3 separate regions of the Homo sapiens genome follow, and regions 1 and 2 are each linked to region 3. A link is a contact called in ENCODE Hi-C or POLR2A ChIA-PET data. All regions are on one chromosome and are shown on one strand. The core of a region is the stretch at or near the end of the contact, and the rest is flanking DNA. Distances in the headings are between cores, read along the strand shown. Region 1 has its middle 54 kb from the start of LINC03065. Region 2 has its middle 73 kb from the start of ZNF280D. Region 3 holds the start of ZNF280D (zinc finger protein 280D).

Evidence for each region. Hi-C counts contacts between places; a loop is a spot of excess contacts on that map. ChIA-PET counts read pairs that join two places held with the same protein, here RNA polymerase II (POLR2A). Pooled maps may share reads with other maps.
Region 1: a loop to region 3 is called in a map of sigmoid colon, with 6 times the contacts of the local background. The contact joins the enhancer-like site here to the promoter of ZNF280D in region 3. A Hi-C loop is called at or near these places in 1 of 168 maps with a recorded cell type or tissue (sigmoid colon) and 6 of 50 pooled maps. POLR2A ChIA-PET finds 5 or more read pairs at or near these places in 2 of 52 experiments (H1 and activated CD4-positive, alpha-beta memory T cell).
Region 2: a map of B cell shows a loop between it and region 3 (2.2-fold over the local background). The contact joins the enhancer-like site here to the promoter of ZNF280D in region 3. A Hi-C loop is called at or near these places in 19 of 168 maps with a recorded cell type or tissue (A673, B cell, Calu3 and 14 more), 4 of 37 single-sample maps with no recorded cell type and 17 of 50 pooled maps. POLR2A ChIA-PET finds 5 or more read pairs at or near these places in 6 of 52 experiments (A549, AG04450, K562 and 3 more).

Annotation. Positions count from the first base shown.
Region 1 is chr15:56,830,273-56,834,882 of GRCh38, reverse strand. No RefSeq gene overlaps it. Among named protein-coding and RNA genes, the nearest start is that of LINC03065, 54 kb to the left of the region's middle. Within about 2 kb of position 2,527, at least 13 of the 41 ENCODE cell types and tissues checked have a DNase peak (open chromatin) inside an H3K27ac peak, as active enhancers do.
Region 2 is chr15:56,804,233-56,808,789 of GRCh38, reverse strand. No RefSeq gene overlaps it. Among named protein-coding and RNA genes, the nearest start is that of ZNF280D, 73 kb to the right of the region's middle. RefSeq lists an enhancer at 1,788-1,957. Within about 2 kb of position 2,834, at least 7 of the 41 ENCODE cell types and tissues checked have a DNase peak (open chromatin) inside an H3K27ac peak, as active enhancers do; they include A673, B cell, endothelial cell of umbilical vein and 1 more, where a contact is called at or near this core.
Region 3 is chr15:56,730,466-56,735,089 of GRCh38, reverse strand. It overlaps ZNF280D (zinc finger protein 280D), which reads left to right and starts at 1,581. Exons shown (of 22, transcript NM_017661.4): 1 at 1,581-1,632. RefSeq lists a silencer at 1,562-1,831.

The sequences.
Region 1 (4,610 bases), core at 1,278-3,777, 99 kb before region 3:
GGTAATATGTCTCAGGAGTAAAAATTAGTGTACCCAGAACAATCAGGTAACAAATAAACAGTTGCTTTGCTGTCTCCACTAATAATGTAATGACTTCCCCTCCATTTCAGTCTGTTGAAATTTTACCCATTCTTCAGGATCTGTCTCCAGAACTGTCCTTTCTATAGCTTCATTGATTTCTTGAATATAAGGTCGGGCCCATATTCCTGTGAACAAACCACCCAAACATTTGATTTAAATTGTCCCTCTTCAGATGTCTTTGGCTCTTTATCATCTACAGGCCGCAGTTCAGTCCTGACCACCTCTCTTGTCTTTTCCCCACCAGCTCTTCTAGGTACCTACTGTTTTGAAGGCAAACCAAATCCTAGTACCAAACTCAAACCTAGTTTGGTACAGAACCTGGTAGCCAAACCAAAGTTGATAAATGCTGTGCGTTTCCACATCCAGTCTTTTCTTCCTGGAATAACCCTTTCCTTCCCTTTCCCCCAACTTAGTCCCTGATGAAGTTCCACTCATCTACTAACTGATCTCAGACCTCACTCTCTCCATGAGATCTTCTCCCTTTCCATCTACTAGACCAGAATGTCTCTATATTTCCTGTACCTATTTTTATGATTCTGGGTGGTAATGATATTTTTTCATGTTTGCATTCCCCTTCTAGCCTCTGTACCTTGAGGGTGGCACCCATGCCTGACTTATTTGGGAGTCCTGAGTGCCTTGTAGAGTGCCTGACACACAGCAGGTCCTCCATAAAATTTTATTAAAATGAGTTAAATTAAATAGGAGTCCAGAGAAGACTTGAGGTAGCCAAAGGTCCTCACTGAGCCTTGGGTTTTATATCAATTGAAAGTTGAAAAGGGGAAAACAGGAGCAACACCCCAGAGATGGGCACGAGCCTAGCAAAAGCTGGGGACTATGAATGGACACATCTGGCTTGAGTGGAGCCTGTAGAATAGGGAGTGTTGGGAAATAAGGTCAGAAAGGCTAGGCAGGGCCATGGAAGACTTCGTCAAAAGCAGAGGAGGTGAAACCTGATATAATAGCTAGTGCAATTTAAGAAAAGAAAAACTTAGAAATATCTGTACACAAAATAAGCCTTATCCCTTCTATAATACCTCTACTTTGGAATTTATTATTTTGTTACTATTAGTATATCACTGTTCCAAAGGGCCTTCCATCAGTGAAGCATAACAGTGTGGGGTTTTGAAGTGGAGTGTGATGCATGGGCGTTGGAAGCCCTGGAGTTGAATTTCCACTCTGGCACTAATTTGTGACCTGCTATGGTGAAATTGTTTTGAGTCGCTTATCCTCGGTGTTCTCATCTGTGAAATGAAGGCATGAAGGTGCATGACATGATTCATGAGTTCCCTTTGATCTCTAGTACTCAACATATGGAAGGATAATGAATTCTTAGCCAACTTATTAATCTACCCTTGTTCTTCTTTTTCTTTCTGTTTTTTTTGAGATGGAGTCTTGCTCTGTCACTCAGGCTGGAGTGCAGTGGCGCGATTTTGGCTCACTGCAACCTCTGCCTCCCGGGTTCAAGTGATTCTCCTGTCTCAGCCTCCTGAGTAGCTGGGACTACAGGCACATGCCACCACGCCCAGCTAATTTGTATGTTTTTTTTAGTAGAGACGGGGTTTCACCATATCGGCCAGTCTGGTCTCGAACTCCTGACCTCGTAATCCGCCTGCCTCAGCCTCCCAAAGTACTTGGATTACAGGTGTGAGCTACCGCACCCGACCTGTTCCTGGTTTTTTTTGCTTGCTTGTTTACCAGTTTTCTGGTGTCAGAGTTGCTTTATTAAACTGGTCTCTGACAGTCCCACAGTATGTTCTGCTGAGATCAGCCTCTGAAGCTTAACCATCTTGTGAGATCTGGAAAGCCCTCCTCAACCTCCACTCCTTCAAATCCCAGCCCCAGCCAACATCTTTCTTAAAGTTTTCCTGACCTCTGCATGTCTTTGCTATTTCCTCCCACTTTTAGGGTTTAAAGACAGTTTTTCTTTAGTTATCACTTGCTTCATATTGGCTTTTCTCTCTCCAATTAGTTTGTAAACATCTTAAAATAAGTAACTGTTAAGTGCAGTATTTGCTTATCTCCCCCACATCACCACAAAGCTAGGCACAAAATAAACATCTAAGGAGGTTTTTGAATATTGAACTGAATGATGTACAAGGGATATTAATAAAAATAGAAAAACTAAACCGTCAAAAAGGATAATCTATAGGGATTGGAATGGAAATAATTGTAGCATATCAATAATTTTATACATGGTATTTTGTACCCAGCAAAAGACTGTTTTAAGACAGAGTGATCTGTGAAGTTTCTGGTCTGTGGGCTTGTCTTGAATTAAAGAGTGGGTGGTACTAGGGCTTAGAGATATTCCAGCCAACTCGAGGAAAAGAGAAACAGAGAACTGTTTACTGAGTGACTTTGCTGTTGGACATGTCCCAGCTGCAGCTTGGGAACATCGGGCAGAGTTACCACCCCGCTGCCACAACCTCTGCCAACTTGGATAAAAAGCAGTGAAGTTGACCTGTCTTTTGGCTCTGGAACAAGGCGAGGGAGCGCACCAGCAGGCATGGGAAGGAAGAAGTTGTGAAATGAAAGACATGAAAAAGAGATGACTCTGATCTTCTTTCCCCTCACTACCCTGAGTCTCTCTCCTGCCTCCTTGATACCTGTAAACTGGTATAAAGCAGAATTCTATACCTTACACCAAGTGGGGCCTGGGGCCCTTGGAGTCCAGCTTGGGATAACAAGAAAGCAGTGAGAGTCAGTTGTTTTGTTCCCTAAAGCGGTTCTAGGTTTGAAAAGGTTTGAAATTAATCCTCTAGGAAGGTAATTAGCTTTCAAACAACATAACACTTCAAAAAAATCAATGCAAAATATAAGACAAAAGGTCGCTGTTTAAAGTAGTTGAGTTCTAGATCTGACAGTATTGTGGCTCTCTTGGTTGTAAATTAGCTCACGGAGATAAAATGTCTGAGTTTAGGACTTCAGATCCTGCCTTTGCTGTCAGATTGCCTCAAGCTGTCTCTGGTAGGAAAGTCTAGAAACATGGATTCATTATATACCCCCCCACTTTCTGACATGCTCCAAATCTGTTAGTGTCTGTAACAGAGCTCTGCATTGCATTGATTTGTCTTACTGTGTGAGGAAATTATGGGAATAACTCCCATGTGTCAGCAACCATTTAGTCAGCACACAGTTCCTTACCAGGGAAAATGGCAAGATTTATTAGGGAAAGTATCTGTCATCCCATATAAATAGATGCACAGTTAAAGCATATGTAGCAGGCAGGGTGTATGTTTCTGTGTGACTGATCATAAGGAACTTATTATCAGGAACGCTGTAGAAAAATCAGTCATTTGGGAAGGTGGCAAGCATAAGGGTACACTTATACTTCATGCAAAATGTCCCTCAAAATTGTAATTTTGGCTTTAAGTGCATTGTTGCGGTAGGAATCATTTTTATTAAAAATATATTTTTGCTTTAATTTTTTTACTATTGAGAAAATATATGCAAGTGATAAAACAGGCAAATAATAGAAAAAGGATGTAAAGGTCTTTTTCCTCTGCTTATGCCAGTCTCCTGTGTCCCTCTCCCTCAGAGGCCATCACTGTTGCCAATTTATTTTGTGTCATTAGGAAGTCTGCACAAACAAGCTCATCCTCTTCTTCAGCATTACACACATGGTAGTCCACACCCCACACTCTTCTGAAGTAGTTCTGGAAATCATTTCTTATTAGTCTGCAGTATGATCCAGGCTTATTGTTTTTCATAGATTTAACCAATGTTGACATCTTGCCTGACTTTAGAGTTTTTTGCTTGTTTGTTTTAACATTACAGATACATTTTAACCATAGCACCCACTGCCCAATTCCATTGCTCTCTGCCCAGAGATAATCACTATCCTGAAATTAGCATGTATCCTTCCTTCCTGGTTCTTACATATTTTGCACATACATAGTTGATATTTCATTGTGTGACTTTGGCACCATTTATTGATCCACCATTCTTTTTTTTCCCTTTTTCTTTCTTTTTTTTTTTTTTTTTGGAGACAAGGTCTCATTCTGTCACCCAGGCTGCAGTGCAGTGTTGTGATCTCAGGTCCCTGCAGCCTCAATCTCCCCAGGCTCAGGTAATCCTCCCACCTCAGCCTTCTGAGTAGCTGAGACTACAGGCATGAGCCACCATGCCGGGCTAATTTTTGTATTTTTTGTGGAGGCAAAGTTTTACCATGTTGCCCAGGCCAGTCTTGAACTCTGGGGCTCAAGAGGTCCGCCTGCCCACATTGGTCTCCCAAGGTGCTGGGATAAAGGTATGAGCCACTGAGCCCTGTCCACAATTATATTTTTGAACATTTAGGTTGGTTCCAATGTTTTGCTATTAAAAACGGTGCTACAAAAAACAATGTATTTCATTTCTCCTTGGGCATATGCGTGAGAATTTTTTAGGATACATACCCACAGGCAGAATTGCTAGGTCATAGGTTAGCATGTGCTCATCAACTTTGTTTGATATTGCAACATTGTCCTCCAATGTGATTTTCTACAATACACATTCACACCAGCCATATTTACAAGTTCTTTTTTTCTTTTTCT
Region 2 (4,557 bases), core at 1,585-4,084, 72 kb before region 3:
CATATCCCACAGATCACCTTTATCAAAAAAGGGCTTATAAGAATCTTAAAGATGTTGTCCCTTGGGAGCCTAATAGGAAGACCAAGGTAGAGAAGGGCTTATCTTGAAGGAGACCTTTGGGTAAGAATTCTGTTTAATGGAGTGGATTATAATATAATTCATTAAAAACTCAAAGATTTTAAAAGAATTATATCAACTTGGACTGAAAGATATAGAAAATACAAAATGAAATCCAAATTTCTGTGGGCAGAAACAGGCTGCAAAAATTACTCAGCCATAAACATGGGCTATTTTCCATGGAAAATGAAGATGGCCAAGAGGGTAGAGCCAAGAGCCAAAGTGAATTGTTCCCAGGCAGTAGAATTGATCCTTTAATCAAGGAACTGGCAACATATGTCCAGCTAGATTTCAAAATTGCTGTGGACCAGTGAATCCTGTGTGTATCAATTTTCTTCCTTTTTAAAAAGCAATGTTCATAGCAGTATTTTCTACCTGTTCCATTACTGCATGTTGGGAATGTGCAAGAGAGTTTTGTTTCTTTAGTTCATAGGTCTACATATCAAAAGGAAATGTTCCCAATAGGAAGTGGGCTGTTCCAGGGGTGAAGCCCTCAGAGGGATATCATTTCAAATTATCTTTTTGCTTTCCCCTTAGGGGCTCTTCCTTTTAATTCTACGTGTTGAGAGACCTCTTATCCTTCAAAGAATTCAAGATGTGCTGGGAAAATAATTGTGTAGCAGATTCTGATAGTTCTCTTCCAGTGTCCATTCTCCTCTTTTTCAGTAAAAGAACCCTTGCATTCTAGCTAAACACATGTCTGCCAGGAACAAAGATTGCATTTTCCAGCTTCCCTTGCAGCTAGGCTTGGCCATTTGTTTAAGTTATTGTCAATGGGATGTCACTTTCAAAGAGTATACCTAAAATAAGGATTATGCCCTTGGTTGTATTTTCTCCTTCCTGCTGGTAGGAATACAGATGCAAAGACCAGCTCTATTCAGCAGTCACACTGGATCATGTCTATACAGTCATACCCTAGGGTTGATAAAGAACAAAGCTGGAAGGATCCTGAGTCCCTGCCAAATTGATATTTTATATCAGAGAGTAAAATCTTGAGTGTTAAAGCCACTGTAAAATTGGGGTTTCCATCCCATGCTATACCATCTCATCCTCACAAATAAGATGTCATAGATGGTAGAATTATGGCTCTGTGAGAGCAGGGACCTTGTCTGCTTTAGTCATGGCTATGTCTCCAGCATCTAGAATTATGCATGGTGCATTATTTATAAAGAAATGAATGAATAAAATATTATGACAATTAAGAATGAAGAACCAACACAAAAAACTGAGACCAGCATTTCCCACGTACAATGTTTTTTTTAGTTGTAGTTAAATATACGTAAAATAAAATTTACCCTTTTAACTATTTTTTTCAGTTGTGCTAAAATACACATAACATAAAATGCACAATCTTAACTGTTTTTAAGTGTATAGTTCAATGGTATTAAGTACATTCACATTGTTGAGCAACCATCACTACCATCCATCTCTAACATTTTTCATCTTCCAAAACTTTTTTCATCCTTAAAACTTTTTTCATTTTCCAAAACTGAAACTCCATATCCTTAAACAATAACTCCTGTGGCCTCCTCCCTTAGCCCCTATCACCATTCTACTTTCTGTCTATATGGATTTGACAAATCTATGTACCTCATATAATTGGAATTATATGATATTTATCTTTTTGTGACTGGCTTATTCCACTTAACATAATTCTTTAAGATTCATTCACGTTGTAGCATATGTCAAAATGTGCTTCTTTTTTAAGGCTGAAAAATATTCCATTGTATGTGTATACCACATTTTGTTTGTCTGTCTATCAATGAGTTGCTTCCACCTTTTGGAGATTGAGAATAATGCTGTTATCAACAGGGGTGTACAGAAAATATTTTATTATTTACTTACTTTTTGAGACAAGGTCTTGTTCTGTTGCCAGGCTGGAGTTCAGTGGCATGACCTTGGCTCACTGCAATCTCTGACTCCAGGGCTCAAGTGATCCTCCTACCTCAGCCTCCCGAGTAGCTGGGACTACAGGTGTGGGCTGCCACGCCCAGCTACTTTTTGTATTTTTTGTAGAGACTGGGTTTTGCTATGTTGTGCAGGCTCGTCTCGAACTCCTGAGCTCAAGCAATCCACCTGACTCCACCTCCCAAAGTGCTGGGATTACAGGTGTGTGCCACCACACCAGGCCAGAAAATATTTTTAAAGACTGCAGATTCCTTAGATGTTCTAATTTACTGACTCAAGTCTTGAAAGTGGGAGAGGCAGGGTGGGGAGCAATTTGGAAGATATATTTTAAATGTTTTCCAGGTGATTTGGAGTACAGATAGTATAGTCCTTGAGTTGTCAATTGGAAGTCACTGATACCACACGGTGAGTACTACTTGTACTAGTCTACAGGTATAGAAAAAAACAGAACAATAAGGTTATGACGTGAGAGCTTTTTGTGTTGTTGAAAATGAAAGAGAAGTTGAATTTGGCAAAAATGAGAAGGGAGGGCATTTCAGGTTGGAGAAAAAATTAATTAAGAGATATAAACATTCTGATTTTAAAGTAGTTCCCACTTATCTGTGGTTTCACTTTCTGTGGTTTCAGTTACCCACAATCAATTGTGATCTGAAAATATTAAATAGAAAATACCAGAAATAAATAATTCCTATGTTTTTTATAGCATTCTATCCTGAGTTTTGTGATGAAATCTCACACTGCTCTGCTCCATGCTGCCTGGGACATGACTCATCCCTTTGTTCGGTGTATTCACGCCGAATATGCTGCCTGCCCATTAGTCATTTAGTAGCTTTTTGATAATGAGATCAACTGTCGTGGTATCACAGTGCTTGCGTTCAAGTAACCCTTATTTTACTTACTAATGGCCCTAAAGTGCAAGAGTGGTGATGATGGTGGATATGCCAAAGAGGATCCATAAAATGCTTTCTTTAAGTGAAAAAGTGTAAGTTCTCCACTTAAAAAAGAAAAAAAATTACATACCGAGATTACTAAGATCTACAGTAAGAATGAATCCTCCCTCTGTGAAATTGTGAAGAAGGAAAAAGAAATTCATGCATAGTACACTTGCATGTTTAGTACTATCTGTGTCTTCAGGCATCCACTGGGGGTTTTAGAACGTATCCCCCACGGTAAGGGGGATACCGCATTTTTCTAGGTGTCTCTAATTGTGCTGTCACAGCTCTTTCCAAGTCTAGACTCATGAAATATATATATTTTGTTCAACTATTATTGAAAACAACTAAGTATTGTTCCACTAAGAATATAATAAATTTTGTTGTATTTATGAAACTTCCATTAGAGCAACAACATTGTTAGTTTAGCCTTCCCATACATTTCTGTTTTTTTCTCTGGAGTGAAGATAGAACAGCAAGGGAAAAAAAAACTGATGCAGTAATATGACCTCTTAAAACTGAAATTCATCTAAAATGGTCTTTTGACCATGATGGACTGCGTAAGTTGTAATACAACAAAATCATTTCAAAATCTTTTTTCCAATAGCTGCACGTGTATATTATTTGATCCAACACTGAAACGAAATTGCAAACATTTTAACAGCTTCTTTGTTGCAGCTCTGAATCAGAAGGGGAAACTTGCCAGAAATCCTGGTTTTTTTTTCCCCAAATCATTCCATCCACTTCTAAATTAATGCATTGGTTGTATTCTGCCCCCTTTGGTTGAATTACATTAAAGACAAATTTATTCTTTAATCTTCTACAATAAAAAGATGTTAATTCCACTATTTAATTTATTTTCTAGATAAAATAATATGTGTTTCTGATACATCTGTTTTTAAATTTTCCCATTTTTATAAGTTGCTTGGATGTGACCAGGAAAATTCCTCCTACGATGGCTTTAAAATAAATTTTATTAACCTATTTTCATTTTGTGAGTGAACCAGTGATATTTACTATGACTTTCTTCTTCCTTTCAAGTATAATTCAAGTTGTTATTTGATAGTGTGTTGTTAACTGAAACTTATGGAGAGTTTCTTACATGTAACTTAGAGTTAAGTGAGAGAGACAGACATTTATGAAATAATCTCACAAATATTTTTATAAGTACCAAAATTGAATCCTTCCTGGACTTTCAGAGTGAATATTAAGGGGATTTTGTCTGTTTAAGGGGTCACGAAAGGAATTTGAGCTGAGAGTTAAAGCATAAGTAAGACAAAATGCATAATATTGGGTGTGTGGGAGGCCAGGAAGGTTTCAGGAAGAGGGAAGGGCATGAACAAAAGTTAAACATAGGCCTCTGTGGCTAGAGCTCAGGCAGCAAATGCAAATGTGCTTCAAGCTATATTAAGAACTTTGCCTTTATTCTACGTGCAATAATACATTAGCTTGGATGAATAATAGCTAAGAACCTTTCGGTTGCCAGTAATAGAAAATTCAATCCAGCCTTTCTTCATAAAATAAAGAAAGGCAGAAAAAGAACCATTGGCTTATGTTATGGTGAAGTCCAGAGTTCAGATCCCACTCTAAGGACAAGTTT
Region 3 (4,624 bases), core at 332-2,831:
CTATTTTCTGTCTTTTCCTGTAAGGTTTATTTTTCAGGGCCAGCAGAAAAGGGAAAGCTGGGTAGATGATCCCAGGCCCATGTGGGAGAAGGATAGGTCATGGTTACCTCCAAGTACACCAGATCTGTAGGAGTGATCCAGGTGGTCTTTGGGGAAGATTAATTTGGGGGCAGTAATCAATATGGAGACTACAGTAATGATAAACACTTGAGAAAAACTGGGGAAAGCCAGATGAGAGAGAAGAAACTGAATTCGAATAGGAAGATGAATTAGCAAGATTCAGTGATTGAACAGGGTGTCTGTTATGGATCCTAACAGGCAAGATTTCAAGTCTTGGTCACTCACAAGCTGCACCAGTAATGCCATTGCTCTTGAGAAGACAATCAGTTTAGGAAACTTTCCTTACAGATCAGAATACAACCTTTAGCAAGTATTTACGCAAGCAGTATCTTGGCAAGTGTTCTTCTTGTAAATTTCTTATACTTCTCGTTGTCAAACTTTAAAAAATGCTATTACAGGTTAATATGCAGATGGCAGAGTTAGGAATTAGAGTGTGCAAGTTAATCATTCTAATTGGGTCACTCTTGTCATAGCCAACTAAAAGAATGGAGAAGCCAGTGCTGGGGGAAGCCCTCAGGGCACATAACATTGCTCTAAGAATGGAATTCTCAGCAAGCCTGGCTGCTGAAACCGCCTGCTGTAACCTGAAACAGGTTTTATCTTCAGGTTTTAGCTTCTCAAAGAACCTGCTGCAGCTGTAGGGCAAGCTTTACCAAGCCCCTTCCCTCACCAGTCAGAACTAACCAGCTACCCAAAACTTTACTAAATGTCAACGAACTTTCTAGAAAAACAATAGATAACTTTTTTTAAAAAATAAAACCCCCTAACTCCTCTTTGTTCTTCTGACATACTGAAGACCACCCTGTATGTGTAAATAACCTGAACTTGCAATTCCTGTGTCCCAAATAAAACGCTAAATGTACAGATTCGTCTCTTCGTATTTGACCTCGACAGGGAACGCAAGCAAAACCACACATTTAAAACAGACTTGGTAAAATCAGCTCGTTATTTAAAGAAACGGACGATTCCTTTTTCTCTCCTGGTTTAGTCTTCGACCCACAGGCCCCTTGCTTCTTTCGAACGGCGGCTGTATCCCATGACCTTTTCACTTTCCAAGCCAACGGACTGGGGGTCGTTACACACGCGGAGGGCCCGGAACGCACGGCTCCTCGCCTGCAAATTCCGAGCAGTCCGGATTTTGGGGCTGCCTCCCGGCCACACCAGCCAGCAGCTCGCACCCACATGGAGGCAGGGCCCTGGCCCTCGCCCCGGACCGGCGCGTGGCGGGGCGCGTGGGTCTTCGAGGGCCCGCGACGCGGCGCACATGCCGGTGCCCGCCTCCCGCGTCGGCGAGAAGACAGGGAGCTCGGACACGGGGAGGCTGACCCGGAGCCTACCCATGAGGCAGCGCGCCGGCTGCACGAGAGCCCCCCCCTTTCCACGGCTCGGCTGCCAGCTCCGCAATGGGAGCCGCCGCCGTCGCCGCAGTGTAGTTTTTCGTGCTCCTCCTTTTCCTCCTCCTCTTTCTCCTCCTCCTCAGGGCTCCAGTCAGGCCGATCCGCTCCGCTCACGGTAAGCGCCCCCCCGCCCCCGCCCGCCCTGCGCTGCAGCAGGCAGAGGCCCTCCCGCGCGGCCTGCGCCGCCTCACTCCGGGGGCGCTGGACTGGGGGTCTTGAGGCCGGCGCGGGTCGTCGGGAGCGCCCAGAGCGCGGGGGAGGAGACCGGCTGCGCGGCGGCGGCCGGACCGCCATCTTGCGTCGGCCCAGGCGGGGGAGGAGGTATCCCGGCGCGACGCGGCAGCCGCCTCGGCTGCTGCAGGCCTGGGCCGCGCAGGCCTTCGCCTTCTGCTCCTCCGCCACCTCCTCTCCCAGGCGTGTGCGCCTGTTTGTCCCCAGCCTGGTTTTGGCTTTTCTCTCTGGAGGCAACTCCCTTTGGTACATTTTGTGCCGATGTTTGGCCAAGACCCATGGTCCTCACACCACAGCCCACCCCCGTGTCTCTTCAGTCGTAGGAAAGGAGACCAAAGGGGATTCGGGATTTGCAGGCACAGGGCCCCTCATTTTGCCCAGATGACCGGTCGTTCCACGTTTGCACCCTCATTTTTGTCAAAGAGACCTCCCCTCCTCTGCCATAGAATTCCCGTTATTGTCTACAGAAGAAGGGCCCTGAGGAGAAACGTGGAGTTGGAGACAAAATTTTCTGAGCTTTGCAAGGTTCACTTACTGAGACGGAAAGAATGATCTCACTCTGAGGTTTTAGCCTGCTCCAGCGATGGAAGGAATTCCTCCCAACTTATCGCAAGTTTTAACGCTTTTAAGGAGAAATCTGCTGGAGAGGAAAAACGTCAAGGTGAACCCGCTTCTGCAAGCACGGGAGACCTTTGGCCAAAGGCCTTTGTTTGCGAAGATTTGTTAAAAAAAAAAAAATCTGTCATCTTAAATATTTGGCTTTATTTTCAGGTTTGGACAGAATTTGTCTTTTTTAGTGCCATGAAACATAAAATGGAACGCTAGAAGGACAGTTTTAAAGCACAAAAGCTGCCTCTTAGCATCTGTAAGGTGTCCTGCTTTGGGGGACTGCTGTGCCAACTCCAGCTGTCTCCACGCAGAAACTTAACCAGGGAAGGCACTGGTTTGCTTATACCATTGTTAGGGCTGTGTGCCTCTGATGTTTTAACATCACTACAAATACTGTTGTAATTGTGTCTTGCTTTTGTGCCTTTCATTGATAACCCCTGATTTGTATCTCTTAGCCCCTTTTGAAGTGGTCTGGGTTGCTGGAATCATTTTGCAGGCGAGGAAACAGAGCCTCAGGGAGAGGACTTTAATGAGGTCACTGACTAGGAAGAGCCAAGGCCAATTATATTAATAGAACCTTAGGTCTTCTGACTCCTTCTCCGGTGCTCAACTCTAGTATATACCATTTTTGTGGGAATGAGGTAGATGAGAATAGGCAAGGAGGCTCACTTAAAGATTTTAAGAAACATTACTCAGTTGCCCTTTCGTTGATATTTTTATACTTTACTTTTGAAATGCGGTTGTTATGTTGCCCAGGCTGGTCTCAGACTCCTGGGCTCAAGCTGACCTCTCACCTCAGCCTCCGTAGCTGGGATTACAGGTGTGCACCATCTAGCCTGGCTTTTATATTTTTATTCTCGAGTTAATTTCTTAACTTTGCAACTTGCTATTTTTTTCGAAAATATTGGAAAGTTAAATAGCCCATTTGAACACTTAGTTTTAACGCTACCTTTTTGCCATATTTGCATTTTTCCACTTATCTCACATTCTGTTTTCTGAACGTTTCAAAGTGCATTACGGATATGACAGTTCAGCCCTAAATGCTGTATGTGTGTCAGTATGTATTTTGTAAGAGATCAAGGCCATTTTTCTGTGTAACAATACCGCAATCACACTTAAGAAAGTGAAGAATATTCCTTAAAATCTAACGTGGTGTAGTATATATTCACATTTCCCCCCATTTCTTCAAAATTCCTTTTCAGTCTTTTTTTTTTTTTTTTTTTTTTGAGATAGGTACTTGCTCTGTGTCCCAGGATGGAGCGCTGTGGAGCAGTCTTGGCTCGCTGCATCCTTGACCTCCTTCCTGGGCTCAAGCCATCCTCCCACCTCGGCCTCCTGAGTAGCTGGGAACCCAGGAGCACGCCACCACACTCAGCTAATTTTTGTATTTTTTGTAGAGATGGGGTTTTGCCGTGTTACCTAGGCTGGTGTCAAACTCCTGGGTTCAAGTGATCCACCTGCCTCGGCCTCCCAAAGTGCTGGGATTACAGATGTGAGCCACAGCACTGGGCGAAATTGACCTTTTGAAGAGACCTGGTCTGTAGTCTTTCAGAATAACCCATATTCCATGTTTTAGTGATAGTTCCTCCTGATAGTGTTTAAATTTGTTCCCCCTATCCTCTCTGTTTTCTCTAAACTTGGATTTGGGTCTAAAGGCTTGAATATATTTAGGTTTAATATTTTTTTGACAGGAATACTTCATAAGCCATGCAGTATGCTTCATTGCATACAACATCCAAAGGCACATAAAGTAGGCTTGTCTTATTAATAATCCTAAATTTGATCTCTTAGATAAGGTGGTGACAAGCTATCTTTCCATTGTAAGCATTTCCTTCTGCAATTAGCAAGTCATTTGTGGTGTGATATTTTGGCATTAGTAGTTGGTAGGAATTTACCTGCAGTAATCTGATAAACACAGTTGGGAGCAGTCGTTTAGGTATGGCTTTGGAAGTTAGGAAGAAGAAGAAGTGGAGACAATTCTGGAGGAAATACTAACCCATCTACTTTAGGGAACTTGGAATGCTTCTATGTGTTGGCATCAGAGCCTAGGGAGACTAGGAGAGAGGAGGCAGAAAGTAGATGTCAGAAAGCTTTGCCTTCTTTGAAAGTTTGCTTAGGACCATTTTAGCCATAGTAAGCTATGGTAAATAGAAAAGTTCTGAAGTAGTTTGATGTTGGAGGATTGCAAGTGCTTCAACTGGAACATCTGTCCAGTTAGGCTACTAATCCAGTCCTTTTTCATTCCAGTGTTCTATTAATCAGCATTG